Regions from separate parts of the Homo sapiens genome. Here region 1 is linked to region 2. The links are chromatin contacts, found by Hi-C or POLR2A ChIA-PET in ENCODE. All regions are on one chromosome and are shown on one strand. The core of a region is the stretch at or near the end of the contact, and the rest is flanking DNA. Distances in the headings are between cores, read along the strand shown.

Evidence for each region. Hi-C counts contacts between places; a loop is a spot of excess contacts on that map. ChIA-PET counts read pairs that join two places held with the same protein, here RNA polymerase II (POLR2A). Pooled maps may share reads with other maps.
Region 1: a loop to region 2 is called in a map of PC-3, with 6 times the contacts of the local background. The contact joins two enhancer-like sites. A Hi-C loop is called at or near these places in 8 of 168 maps with a recorded cell type or tissue (Caco-2, HepG2, IMR-90 and 5 more), 1 of 37 single-sample maps with no recorded cell type and 2 of 50 pooled maps. POLR2A ChIA-PET finds 5 or more read pairs at or near these places in 7 of 52 experiments (A549, GM12878, OCI-LY7 and 4 more).

Annotation. Positions count from the first base shown.
Region 1 is chr17:55,494,318-55,498,076 of GRCh38, reverse strand. The region is part of intron 1 of SMIM36 (small integral membrane protein 36); the gene reads left to right. Among named protein-coding and RNA genes, the nearest start is that of SMIM36, 15 kb to the left of the region's middle. Within about 2 kb of position 1,581, at least 4 of the 41 ENCODE cell types and tissues checked have a DNase peak (open chromatin) inside an H3K27ac peak, as active enhancers do.
Region 2 is chr17:55,453,575-55,457,912 of GRCh38, reverse strand. The region is part of intron 4 of SMIM36 (small integral membrane protein 36); the gene reads left to right. Among named protein-coding and RNA genes, the nearest start is that of MMD, 34 kb to the right of the region's middle. Within about 2 kb of position 2,877, at least 3 of the 41 ENCODE cell types and tissues checked have a DNase peak (open chromatin) inside an H3K27ac peak, as active enhancers do.

The DNA of each region.
Region 1 (3,759 bases), core at 332-2,831, 41 kb before region 2:
GCTTGGAATACATCCTTCCGTGGTACCTTCAAAAGGAACATGGCCTGGCTGATGCCTTGACCTCAGACTTTCCAAAAGTGTGAGGCAATCAATTTCCATTATTTAAGCCACATGGTTTGCAGTACTTTGTTAGGACAGCCCTAACAAACTAATTCAGTATCTAAAAGGAATGTTTAGGATGTGCAATGAGTTGTTTAACATGTCAAAGCTCTTTAGGGTCAGTTACATGATTCTATTGGATGTGACATTATGCTGAGTTAGAGTCTGGGGGAGAAACTTGAAGGCCAAACTTAATAGAGGCTGCCTAGGAAATCGATGCTGCACAAGCTGAGTAACCATTTGTTGTGGGGGTTTTGTTTTGCTTGTTTGTTCGTTTGTTTTAGAGACAGGGTTTCACTATGTTGGCCAGGCTGGTCTTGAACTCCTGGGTTCAAGCAATCCTCCTGCCTCAGCCTCCCAAGTAGCTGGAATTACAGGAGCACACCACCAGGTTGTGTTTTTTTAAGAGGGTAGGCTGGGCATAGTGGTTCACGCCTGTAATCCCAGCATTTTGGGAGGCCGAGGCGGGCAGATCACCTGAGGTAGGAGTTCGAGACCAGCCTGACCAACATGGAGAAACCCCATCTCTACTAAAAATACAAATAATTAGCCGGGCGTGGTGGCGCTTGCCTGTAATTTCAGCTACTCAGGATACTAAGGCAGGAGAATCGCTTGAACCCGGGAGGCAGAAGTTGCGGTGAGCCAAGGTCACGCCATTGCACTCCAGCCTGGGCAACAAGAGCGAGACTCTGTTTCAAAAAATAAATAATAAATAAATAAATAAGAAGGTAGAATACAGAAGAAAAAATCCTTAGTAGAAAAATGTGCTTGTGGTTTTGCCAGATGGAATGTAAGGTATAATTGAGAGGAATAGAGGTAAAATCTCTCTGTTCCATAGAGAAGGACTAGGGACAAATCACAAAGGAAAGATATTATGGGGTTCAAGCACAAAACTATTAGAGTGAAGCAAAGACAGTTCGGAATTATCCCTAAAGTATCCAAGTCTCTTCCGATACCCCATATACACTTCAAAAGCCACTTAGTGAATGCCAGACACCTCATTTAATCTTCCTGAAGATTTGTAAGAGGAGGAACCGTTATTTTTATTTTAGAAACAAGGGAGTTTGAGACTGTCATGCAAACACCTTTAGGTTGAAAGGGTGGGATCAGCAGAATCCAGGGATCCTGACTTTTAGTCCTGAGTTTACACTATAACTTTATAGCTGCCCAGAATCCATGCAGAGCAACAGGATGATTCAGCAAGGTGGGTGCAGAAAAGTCACACTTTTGAGATCTGTCTCTCCCTGCCATCACTTTTGGGGAATGCAAAATAACATAATCTCTTTGATTAGAACAATTCCTGAGAACTAGAGGGCAGACACAGACAAGTATTGCCCAAGAGGAGCAAGAACAGTCTCTTTCTCATTACGTCATCTTCCCTGAAGACACTAGTGATTGAGATACAGAAAGTATGAGATCACTTATTATCTACCTCTGTTGTACAGTTATTTCGACTTTGACTTTCTTGGGCTGCCAGTGTTCCAGATAAGGGTTTTGTAACACCAGGATTGAGAAAGATTTTAGCTATTTCACATCCTCCCAAGATAGTAGGAAGTTGTCTGCGCATATTTTTTTTTTCTCAAGGCTTCTCTGTACTCAGCCATTATTTAATTAAACACCAGCCATATGCTGGGATCTGCTGGTTCTCTGCTTGACGCATTGCCAGCCTGGTGGCCTCAACTGCAATTTGAAGTTGACAGGCGTACAATACAAAGCTCAGGAGACACTAGGAAGAAAAGGACTTGGCTTGGAGGAATCAGGAAGACCCAGGGAGAGAAAAGTGTGCCGCTCCAAGGGAGGGTTTGCCCAAGAGTGGCTCAGCGGAAACGTGGCAGTGGAATTTGGAATCTGGATTGTTTGTCAGAATTGATAAAGACATTCTTATAAGGAAATGTATCTGTGAAAAGTTGTTTGCCACTCGGGGAGGGAGAAAAATGATTATAGAATTTTGGAGACAAAAATGTATACGCAGCAGTCATTATACACATGATCAGAAGGAAAACCAGAAGATCCAGGGGCCAAAGGGGAATAATTGATTTCTTAAATGGCAGCAAGACTGGATTTGACAACTCTCACGATCAAGAATATTTCTCTGTATTTAATCTACATCTCTTCTGCTCTTAGACTTTATATTCATTTTCTCTTTTTTACCCATTATTGGTCTTTTTCAAAAACAAAAATTTGAGACAGGGTCTTGCTCTTACAGCCCAGGCTGGAAAGCAGTGGTACAATCATAATTCACAGCAGCCTTGAACTTCTGGGGTCAAGTGACCCTCCCAAGTAGCTGGGACTACTTGGGTGCTTGCCACTACCCCCTCATAATTTCCTTTGTAAAAAAAAAAAAAAAAATTTATAGAGACAGGGTTCTCACTATGTTGCCCAGGCTTGTCTCAAACTCCTGTCCTCAACCGATCCTTACCTAGGCCACCCAAAGTGCTGGGATTACAGGCATGAGCCACCACGCCCAGTCTATTATTGGTTTTATAAATAAGCACTGTTTATACAGAGATTTTTATAAGTGTGTCTCATGAACGAATCCAAACAGATTAGATCACAAAGTGTAATAAGTTATGGTTATAGCAGTGGTTCCAATCCATGGGTTTGTAGCATGCTGGTGAATCACCATCAGCCATCAGGTGTGTTGTAAATAGTTTGTTTCTAATAATAAATTACCCAAGTTTGTGAATGATTTACCTATTAATATACAGAGGGTGAGTTGAAGGTCATTTCCATCATAATGTTATTCTCAGTTCTGTGTACTCCAATTTTGTTGCTTGTATAGCACAGATACAGGTGGAGGTCCGGTAAACATGCAAAGAATTGGATATACCTACAGACCACTTATCTATTTGACAAATATTTGTAAAGCACCTACTTTGTGCAGATGCTATGCCTGGCCTGAAGGATACAATCAATGCACACAACAGACATGAGTTCTGTCTTTGGAAAGCTTAGCAAGTGGCAGAAAAAGACTATACCAAGCGCTTTGCATACATTGCCTGAATTTTCACTGTAACCCTGAGAGGTAATGTCATCTTCCCAACTTTATATATTTTAGGCAACTGGAACTCTGAAGCTCGTTCTCTAAACCAGTGGCTTTCAAATGCCTTTTATCGTGCATTCCTGTCAGTGAAGATAATTTTAGTACTTGTGTGTGTGCGTGTGTGCCTGTGTGTGTGTGTTCAAACAAAATATACAAAAGTATACATGTGTATACACTTATCTATACTTATATTTGTATATACTTATATACTTATAATTTTAGCACTCGTGTGAGTGTGTATGTGTGTGTGTGTTCAAACAAAATATACAAAAGTATACATTTGTATATACTTACATATTACATATACACATACGCATATTCTTATAAATTATATGTACATTATTTGAATCTTCTTGTACCCCTCACTTTGAAGACCGGCTCTGCACCACTCCACCATATCACCTTGGAGTTTGTCTATGTGTAATGGGCATAATCCACCTCCAATCTTCCCCCATCTAACCCCAGGTTTTGGTCTAGATTGGTAGGGATGGGAACTTTGCCAAGAACTTGATCCAGGAAGTTTTTTTAAAAAATTAAAAAACAGTACATTTCAAATTTGGTTTTTGTATTGCTAAGGATGCTTTGCAGAGTTCCTTGGTGAGTTTTTTAATACACAA
Region 2 (4,338 bases), core at 1,628-4,127:
CATAGTCAAGTATTTTTCCCTTTAGTGAGATAGCCAGATAAAGATCTCTACAGATGTCAACATTTTTTTATTTTTTTAATTAACAAAAGGCCGGCGCGGTAGCTCAAGCCTTTAATCCCAGCACTTTGGGAGGCTGAGGTGGGGGGATTGCCTGAGGCCAGGAGTTCGAGACCAGCCTGGCCAATATAGTGAATCCCGTCTCTACTAAAAATACAAAAATTAGCTGGGCATGGTTGTGGGCGCCTGTAATCCCAGCTACTCGGGAGGCTGAAGCAGGAGAATGGCTTGAACCCGGGAGGCGGAGGTTGCAGTGAGCCAAGATCGCACCATTGCACTCCAGTCTGGACAACGAGAGCAAAATTCCGTCTCAAAAACAAAAAATAAAAATAAAAAAAATTTTTTTAAAGATCTCGAGAGCTGTCAATTTTATTTTATTCTATTCTTTTTTTTTTTTTTTTTTTGAGACGGAGTTTCACTCTTGTCACCCAAGCTGGAGTGCAATAGTGAGATCTCAGCTTACTGCAACCTCTGCCTCCTGGGTTCAAGCAATTATCCTGCCTCAGCCTCCTGAGTAGCTAGGACTACGGGTGCACACCACCATGCCCAGCTAATTTTTTTTGTATTTTTAGTAGGGATGGGGTTTCACCATATTGGCCAGGATGGTCTTGGTCTCCTGACCTCGTGATCCGCCCGTCTCAGCCTCCCGAAGTGCTGGGATCACAGGCATGAGCCACCACAACTGGCCCATTTATATATTTTCTAATAAGGCAGATTTATTTGAAAACTGCCTGGTTTATCCTTTTATCCTTTCCCAATCTACTCTTATGACCATGAATTAATCTCACAAAAATCTGTGTCCTCATGTTTGAGGAAAAACATTACATTATAACTGCTTACCCATTCGCAATCCTCTCACACAGGAAATCTGAAATCACTAACTGCTATGTAGGATTTATCAAAATGCTGGATGTTTAATGGTGCCTAAAAGACTAAAGGGCATGGCCTATTTTGAATGTACTTTGAAAGCCTCTCAATTTGCCTTTTTAATGTGTTGACATGAGTGGAGATTTAACACCAAGGGTGACCTGAAAGTAATGAAACTTATAATTAAGTCCCAAGAGAAAACCCACATAATTATTTTTTAGTATTCACCTTCCTGTTTGAATATGATTCACATTGAAAAATATTTATTGAACCTTCCTACTATATTCAAGAGAAACACAAACAAACACAGACTTAAACAGCCAAGTTCTTAATCTTGGGCCCTTAAACAGACTGTTTAACAATCACATTGTCCTTGAATGCCCATATCTCTAAATTAATTTGCGGAAAATTAGGGCTCAGGGCTTTCTTCAGATTCTCAAAGGCATCTGTGGCCTTAAGAAATTTAGGGATCACTGTCCTGGTTGTGCAATAAGTCATATGGAAGAATTGATGGATAGGTTTGTCTACTGTGGGAAAAAAGATGGAATGATAAATTGTTAAAGGTGAATTGGTACTTAAAAATCATCTAATCTGAATCAGACTTCTGTGCTTTACAGATGAGAAAACTGAGGCACAGCAGGGAAAGGTGACTTGCCCCTAGTACAGGAGACAATTAAGAATGGGCCGTAGCCCTCATTCTGGAACTATGGATGTGACTTGTATAGGGAAAATTAACTGCCATAAAACAATTACAGGAGAAGAAGCAAAAGAGTCCCTTTGCTTGGGAGGAACAAGAAAAGACCTGATGAGGGATATGGACTTTGAAACAGTTTCAAATGATCCTTTTTTTTTTTTTTTTTTTTTTTTTTTTTGAGACAGTTTTGCACTTGTTGCCCAGGCTGGAGTGCAATGGTGCGGTCTTGGCTCACTGCAACCTCCGCCTCCTGGGGTCAAGCTTTTCTCCCACCTCAGCCTCCCAGGTAGCTGGGATTACAGGTGCGTCCTACCACACTCAGCTAATTTTTGTATTTTTAGTAGAAACAGGGTTTCACCGTGTTGGCCAGGCTGGTCTCAAACTCTTGACCTCAAATGATCCATGTGCCTCGGCCTCCCAAAGTGCTGGGATTACAGGTGTGAGCCACCGCACCCAGCATGTTTTTTTTGTTTTTGTTTGTTTGTTTGTTTGTTTTTGTTTTTGAAACAGCTCTCCTTCTGTCACCCAGGCTGGAGTGCAGTGGCATGATCACAGCTCACTGCAGCCCGAACCTCCCGAATTCAAGCAATCCTCCCACTTCAGCCTTCCTGGAGTTGCTGAAACCACAGGCATGCTCCACCATGACTGGCTAATTTTTTTGATTTTTCGTAGAGACGAGGTCTCACTATGTTGCCCAAGCAGGTCCCAAACTCCTGGGCTCAACTGATCCTCCCACCTTGGCCTCCCAAGTTGCTGAGATTATAGGCATGAGCCACTGCACCCAGTCTCAAATGATATTAATAGATTTTAAGCGATTACGGAAGGCTAAGGTGACAGTGGATGGAATATGAGTGTCATCTAGGGAGAAAAAGCACAAAGCTAAGAATGTATGAATCCTGTTTGAACAACAGTGTGGGGAGGGGGGCAGCGTGGGGGTGGTGGGAGAGGAATAGAAGGAGATGAAATGAGGCCAGAGAGATAGGTGGCAATCCTGTTGCGAAAGGCATCGGAGACCAGATGAGGATTTACACTCTATACACAACACGGGTTAAAGAATCCACAAGCTACCATGTATTCCCTATCATATTTCCAAAGCCTTCTTTAAATGCTTGCACTTACTCAGCATTGGCAAACACTCATAAACACTGCTGGTGGGCTGTAAATCAGTACAACCTCTCCAGAGGGAAATTTGGAAATCAGTATCAAAATGCTTTGAAAAGGGCATAGCTTTTGACTGAGCAATGTCTCTTCCAGGAATTTATTCTAAGTAAACAATAATGAATGTGCACAGATAGTTCTCTCTAAGACTATCCATTGCAGTGTTTGTTCTAGTAATGAATAATGCAAAATTGCCTAATGCCCACACATAGGGAATACATTAAATTATGGTATCTCTTCACGATGAAAAAAAATATGGTCATTAAATCTCATGTTGTAGAACAGTAGTCACTGGCATGGGAAAATATTTATGATGCATCGTGAAGATTTTAAATTTGTTTTGATTATTTTACCTTCTGTATTATGTTTTCCTCAAATAAGAAGCCAGAGGTTTTAAACTTGCCTGTGCAAGTTTATCTTGCTTTATTTCACTAAAAATGTATTGTAAGCATAGAAAGCCCATAACACACTTTTTTAAAGCAAGTTTCACAGCAGTACGTATACTATCATCATTAATGTAAAAGGCGTGTAAATACATGTATATAGACTCAAAGGATACTCATTAAAATGTTAATGAGTGGTTATCCCCAGTTGTTAAATTAACATTAAAAATTTTTACTTTCTGTTGATCTATGTTTTCTAGGTCTTAAAAAATAACGTGTGATCCTTTTAAAAGCAAAACAATACAGGTATTCGTTTTGTGAGTTTTTTAACGGTAATCCCTGCAGCTTTTTTATTTTTTAGTGAGGAGGTAAATCCAGCCAGGATGATTGCTGACCTCAGCGGTTCTTTCTCTTTTGTAATGCACATCAAAATGCTACAGGACACTTTCCTTTCTCAGTTTTTCCTATCTTATTTTGAAAGCTTGTTTTGTCTGAGATAATTTATTTGGGGGCTTCATTTATCTCTTAACATTTCCTCCTTTTTAATAAACATCTTTCTAAACCCACTTTTTAAATATGAATATTCCAAAGACTCACACCAAACACCTACTTAAAACCAACTTCCTAGGAAAGTTACTTCTGGTTTTGTCAACAGTTCCATCGCTGCCCAGCTGACACTGGTGGTCAGCTGCTAATGACCCTTCCGCTGGAGAGAAGAGGAAGTGGGCTTGGCTCTAACTTGCCCTGATCCCCTTCCAGCCTGACATTTCTATGCACAGAGAACTAATGGAGTCAGACCAGACTGCAAATTCCCATGCTGCCATGCAGGTAGATATTTCCTAGAGAATCAGAGAGTTCTGCTACTAATCCTCAAAAGGGGAAAACACTAAGTTATTTCAGACATCACCCAATGAAGATCTATCCCACTGCCCTACTTAGTCTTGACCCAACTACTCTAAATATCTATTTTACTGTTAAAACCTGGGAATCTCCCATTAATAGTAGAACTAATAAATAAATTGTGGTGTATTCCTACCTGCAGGGGTGGGAGGGAACAGTAGGGGCTTCCAGGGGATCTGGTAATGTTCTGATTCTTGTTCTCAGTGCTAGTTATTAGCGTGTGTTCAACTTCTAAGAATCCACTCTATGTACACCAATGATATGTGCACTTTTGGCATA